Regions from separate parts of the Homo sapiens genome. Here region 1 is linked to region 2. The links are chromatin loops, found by intact Hi-C in ENCODE. Cell type or tissue: psoas muscle. All regions are shown on one strand. Links, peaks and the distances in the headings refer to the core of each region. The heading gives the core; the rest is flanking DNA.

Evidence for each region. Hi-C counts contacts between places; a loop is a spot of excess contacts. Peaks named below come from ENCODE experiments on the same cell type or tissue, not always from the same donor. Only the 100,000 strongest peaks of a DNase experiment are listed, where the experiment ranks them.
Region 1: it touches region 2 in a loop (1.9-fold over the local background); 4 of 110 quality-filtered maps call a loop at or near these places.

The regions. Positions count from the first base shown.
Region 1 is chr22:29,963,569-29,966,489 of GRCh38, forward strand. The region is part of intron 2 of MTMR3 (myotubularin related protein 3); the gene reads left to right. Among named protein-coding and RNA genes, the nearest start is that of MIR6818, 42 kb to the right of the region's middle. In psoas muscle, for the core only: no CTCF peak of the experiment used is centred there; no DNase peak of the experiment used is centred there; H3K27ac peaks cover 1,769 bases.
Region 2 is chr22:29,906,365-29,909,285 of GRCh38, forward strand. The region is part of intron 1 of MTMR3 (myotubularin related protein 3); the gene reads left to right. Among named protein-coding and RNA genes, the nearest start is that of MTMR3, 25 kb to the left of the region's middle. RefSeq lists enhancers at 352-853, 854-1,353. In psoas muscle, for the core only: no CTCF peak of the experiment used is centred there; a DNase peak (open chromatin) is centred at 1,547; H3K4me3 peaks cover 713 bases; H3K27ac peaks cover 2,451 bases.

The DNA.
Region 1 (2,921 bases), core at 180-2,679, 57 kb after region 2:
TAGTAGAGATGGGGTTTCACCGTTGGCCGGGATGGTCTCGATCTCTTGACCTTGTGATCTGCCCTCTTCAGCCTCCCAAAATGCTGGGATTACAGGTGTGAGCCACTGTGCCCAGCCCACTTAATTCCTTTCTATGGCCAAATAATTTGCCATTGTTTAGATATGCCACATTCTGTTTATTCATCCATCTGTTGATGGACATTTGGTTTCAGTGAGCCTAGATCTTCACGCCACTGCACACCAGTAGCCTGGGTGAGAGTGAGACCCTGTAGTGGAAAAAAAAAAAAAGAGGAATGAAGTACTAATACGTGCTTCAAAATAGCCCATCCCACCTTTGGGCTACTTTGAATAAATCTGCTATAAACATGTATTTGCAAGATTTTACATGGACATGTTTTTGTTTTCTTGGATATATACCTAGGAGTAAGATTGTTGAGTCAAATGGTAACTCTGTGTTTAATTGAGCAACTGCCAGGCTATTTTTCAAAGAGGCTGCACTATTTTACATTCTCACTAGCAGAGTATGAGGTTACTTGTTTACTTTTTACATCTGTATCTTATTTACTGAGTGCATGCATTACTCGTATATCTAATTTTAAGAAGTATTACACTGCTTATCAGACTAACAGTAATGACTCAATTTCTTCCTTTTGTACTGTTGGTATAACTACCACTGTGGGGTTCACATTTTACAAGTCAGGTGCTGTAATGAACCCTGAATATTTCCTAAGGATTGGTCACATCTGCGATTTGTAGTGTTTTTTGTTTGTTTGTTTGTTTGTTATTTTACATAATACCCAGAGTGGTCTAATGCTCTTTCTAGTTTTAAAAGGAACCTTTAGCAAGTACTTGATTCTGATGGGTTGCACAGTTTCCTGTGATCTTGGCTTTTTCTTATGGATTTGGAATTCCTATAGCAGTTTTAACTTTTCTCAGATACTTAAAGCAGCACCTCTTACTTTGAACTATTTTAACTATTTCTTGTCTCCTCTGGACTGTAAGTTCTTTAATCTCCCTTTGCTGCCACATCTAGGCCTCTACCTAAACCTGTGAGTTACACACCAGGATATCTTTCACATACTTAGGCTTTTATCCGTACTGCCTCCATTCTAAATCAAGCCACTAGTCTCTTACTGTAATTGTCTCCTGGTTCTCTTCTTTATTCTTTTTCTCTTTTAATCCATTCACCCCACATCAACCAGGGTGATCTTAAAATCAAATCACGTCACTCTGCTATTTAAAACCTGTCAATGGCTCCCTGTTGTATTTGGACTGTATTTTAAACTTACTACTATTCACATGATCTTTTCCTTTACATTTCTCCAACTTCAAGTTGTGCCACTCTTCTTTCTGATTCGGTACAGTTTAGCTACAATGGTTTCCTCCTTTTAGTTCTTCAAAATTATCAAGGTCTTTCCTGTCTGAGGAACACATGCACTTCCGTATATTAGAAACTGGCCTTGCCCCACCAAGTAGTCTTTTCTGATCACTTTATCTAAAGTAGGTCTTCGGTACCCCCAAACCCCAGTCCCTGTCTCAGCATCCCGTTTGTTTCCTTTATCACATTTAGCACAATTTGTAATTATTACCATCTTTTTCTGTCTTCTGCGATGGTATATAAGTTGTATTAATGCAGAGCTAACAGTGTCATACTGTCTAACACATACTAGATTATTGGTAAATTTTGACTGACTGCAGTGCAGAAAGAACATCATTTTACAGAATCTATTTGGTATAGAAATGGAAGGCCTTATTTCTGGGTGAAGACTATGTTTAAATTGAGACTTTTAATGCCGAGTGGCAAATCTTTGTCTTGGTATTTCTGTACTCATTAAAAAATTAGAGTAGGCCAGGTGTGGTGGCTCACACACTTTGGGAGGCCAAGGCAGGCAGATCACTTGAGGCCAGAAATTTGAGACCAGCCTGATCAACATGGTGAAACCCTGTCTCTACTAAAAATACAAAAATTAGCCAGGCATGGTGGCATATGCCTGTAATCCCAGCTACTTGAGAGGCTGAGACACCAGAATCACTTGAATCCGGGAGGCAGAGGTTGCAGTGAGCTGAGATCGCACCACTGCACTCCAGCCTGAGCGATAGAGCGAGACTCTGTCTCAAAAACAAAACAAAACAAAACAAATTAGATTTGACTGGGAAGATAGCTTATGTATATATATATAATGTGACTGCAGATTGAGAGTTTATTTTGTAATTGGAATTTGATTTCTAGTTCAGTGTCACTACAGATGAGTACATTTTAGTTGGGACATCCGGGATGCTTGTGAGAGTTTTTTCAGATTTCTCTGAAAAAAATCTGAAAGACGTAACAGTGCATATTGATAGGCTTACTGTATAAACAGTGGTTTCATGAGAGATAAAACTTTGACTCTTTAAATTAATTCTTCAATAACTGGAGGTTTTGAGGTAGAATTGCCATTATGGTTAAAAAAACTTTATGTGAAAATTTCAAATATATAAAAGTAGAGAAAATAGTTTAATAAATCTCCATTAACTTATCTCACTGGTCTTCAAAAGTTACCAACTCATGACCCATCTTGTTTCAGAGGTACTCCTACTCATTCTGCCTACTCCTTGGTATATAACTTTATGTATTTTATAGTTAAAAGATAAATTCTTTTTAAAAACCCATCACCACACACAAAAACCTATAACCACAGTAACATTGTCAATTATATAGAAAATTAATAACTCCTTAATATCATCAGATATTTAGTATGTGGTCAGATTTCCCTAATAGATGTCTCAGCTTATACTTTGAATAAGAATCCAAATAAGATCTATATATTGCAGTTGGTTGACATGGTCACTTAAGTCTCTCTTAATTCTGTAGGTTTCCCTTCTATGTCGGTCTTTTGTCTTGCTATTTAAAGAATAGGGGTTATTTTCCTGTAGTTTTCCAT
Region 2 (2,921 bases), core at 117-2,616:
TTTGTTGCCCAGGCTGGAGTGCAGTGGTGCGATCTTGGCTCACTGCAATCTCCTCCCGGGTTCAAGCAATTCTCCTGCCTCAGCCTCCCTAGTAGCTGGGATTACAGGCGTGTGCCACCATACCTGGCTAATTTTTTTTTTTTGTATTTTTAATAGAGACGGAGTTTCACCATGTTGGCCAGGCTGGTCTCCAACTCCTGACCTCAAGTGTTCCATCTCCCTCGGCCTCCCGAAGTGCTGGGATTATAGGGATGAACCACCGTGCCTGGCCTGTCTCACTTTTTATACCCCGAAAGCATTATTACTATCCATTACTTTATTCAGAGCTAGGAGCTTTTTCATTCCTGTACTGTGGAACTACTTGAGTTGCCCTATATCTACTCCCCCTTTCCCCATTCTGAACATTGTTTCACCTTATAAAAATTAAAAATTTGGCTGGTGTGGTGGCTCATGCCTGTATCCCAGCACTTTGGGAGACAGAGGCAGATGGATCACTTGAGGCCAGGAGTTCGAGACCAGCCTGGCCAACATGGTGAAACCCCGTCTCTACTAAAAACACAAAAATTAGCCGGGCATGGTGGCGTGCATCTGTAATCCCAGCTACTCGGGAGGCCGAGGCAGGAGAATTGCTTAAACCAGGAGACGGAGGTTGCAGTGAGCTGAGATTGCGCCACTGCACTCCAGCCCAGGTGACAGAGTGAGACTCGGTCTCAAACAAACAAAATCCAAAAACATCCTAAAAATTACAAAATTTGGCCAGGCGTGATGGGTCACACCTGTAATCCCAGCACTTTGGGAGGCCAAGGCGGGTGGATCACGAGGTCAGGAGATCGAGACCATCCTGGCTAACAGAATGAAACCCCGTCCCTACTAAAAAAATACAAAAAATTAGCCGGGCGTCGTCGTGGGCGCCTGTAGTCCCAGCTACTTGGGAGGCTGAGGCAGGAGAATGGTGTGAACCCGGGAGGCAGAGCTTGCAGTGAGCCGAGATAGCACCACTGCACTCCAGCTGGGTGACAGAGCAAGACTCTGTCTTAAAAAAAAAAATTACAAACTTTTTTATTGATGGGTTCCTCTAAAACCCATTACTAAAGCTACTTACTAAAGAGTAGATGTTTTCCCCCTTCACCGATAGTTGATGGACCGTCAGAGAATCCTTGAGTATCTCAAGCTTTTACTTAACTTCAGAGTTCTTACCTGAGACAGAAAAGTTGAGTTTTCTTTCCTCAAGGGCATAAAAAATTTTAAATGTACCCATTTGCATAAAATCTACTCAAAGAAAATTATCAAGTGATTTTACAGGATATTTTTGGATGCTTGCACATAAGAGAATCTTTTAACAAAACTGCTTAACCTCCTTTGTATTATTCATTCCCTCTCTTACTAAAACAAGTGAATGGCTTGCTTGGATGTGTATCTGTATCTTTTTTTTTGATACACACTTTGAAGGAGTCTTCTGAAATGCAGTGTTTTGGCCACCATTCCAGCTCTACAGGAATATGGTTTCATGATAAAGCCAACAAAGAGCACACTGGCAGCAGTCCAGCAGCTGACTCACCAAGGAGTAATGATAGACACTTTGAAAGGAGTGACCTGTCTCAGGATCTCACATTTCAAAGCTTCGTGCTATGATTACATTGGTAGAAGGCAGCCAAGAAATCTAGATGAGATCTTGCTTGTACCTCCTAAGAGTAATGGTATATAGGTAGGAAGGACTTCCACAGTCGGATGCAAGTAAGATTTTTTTTCCTAACAACCTTGTAAAACCTGGGGGTGGGAAACAAGTTGAGGATTCAGAATGGGAGTAACCGTGGTGGAAGCTTTCCTTCTACGGACCTGGATGAGAACAGCCTTATAGTGACTGAGGGTAACTCAAGAAGCTCAATGCCATATTAGTTTTCTAGAGCTAAGGGAATATACATAGTTTAGTAGTAAGCACAAGTATCGTGTTCATGTCAGACACTGTAGCTACTGCTTCCTGCTAGAACAGACCAGAAGAAACCAAAGCAAGACCAGAATCATTTCAGTTTTGAGGAACAGACCCTTTCCTTACTAGCATTGCACACTTTAGGAGTAAAAATAGAATGAAAGTGGATTTGCTTCAGTACTCTGAAATAGTTAACTGTTGATTGTTTTGGTGGATTAGAGTGATTGCAGCTCTGTTTCTAAATTGAATTTCATGGCTATACGTTGTTCTAGGTGGCAAATTAATCTTTTATCAGTACCACAAATTGATTGTTGGCCCTTTGCGGAAATAGCAGGAATATGTCTTTTTCATTTTGTTGAAGGGTAGCTCAGAGATAAAACATTTACATAATCTGAAAATATTTTTCAGAGATAAGACTAAGTGACTGTGTATACCACAGTGATAGATTGATCCACTTTGATTATTGTAGAACTTTCTATTTCTCAGTAAAAAGTGCTAAACATGGTAAAATTATGAAGGATTGCTTTTAGCTATTTGCTGTATTCTTTAAAGCATATTTAGGAATAAAAAGTTAATTTCCAAAGTGCTGTCATTTATTTAATACATGTTTTCTCCAGAATGTGCTTCCCAAAAGTTAAGAGTGCTTTTATTTATTTAAGAAATATGTTAATTTTTCTTTTCTTTTCTTTTCTTTTTTTTTTTTTGAGACAAATTCTCACTCTGTTGCCCAGGCTGGAGTGCAGTGGCACAGTCTACTGCAGCCTCGACCTTCCAGGCTCCCACGACCTTCCCAGGCCCAAGCCATCCTCCCAATTTAGCCTCCACCATGCTCAGCTGAGTTTTTATTTCTTGTAGAGACTGAGTATTGCCGTATTGCCCAGACTAGTCTCAAACTCCTGGGCTTACTGTGCCTGGCCCACAAGAAATATGTTACTTTTTTTGAGATTTTTGTATAATTTGAGAACACAGATTATTTGCCCTACTCCCCCAACCC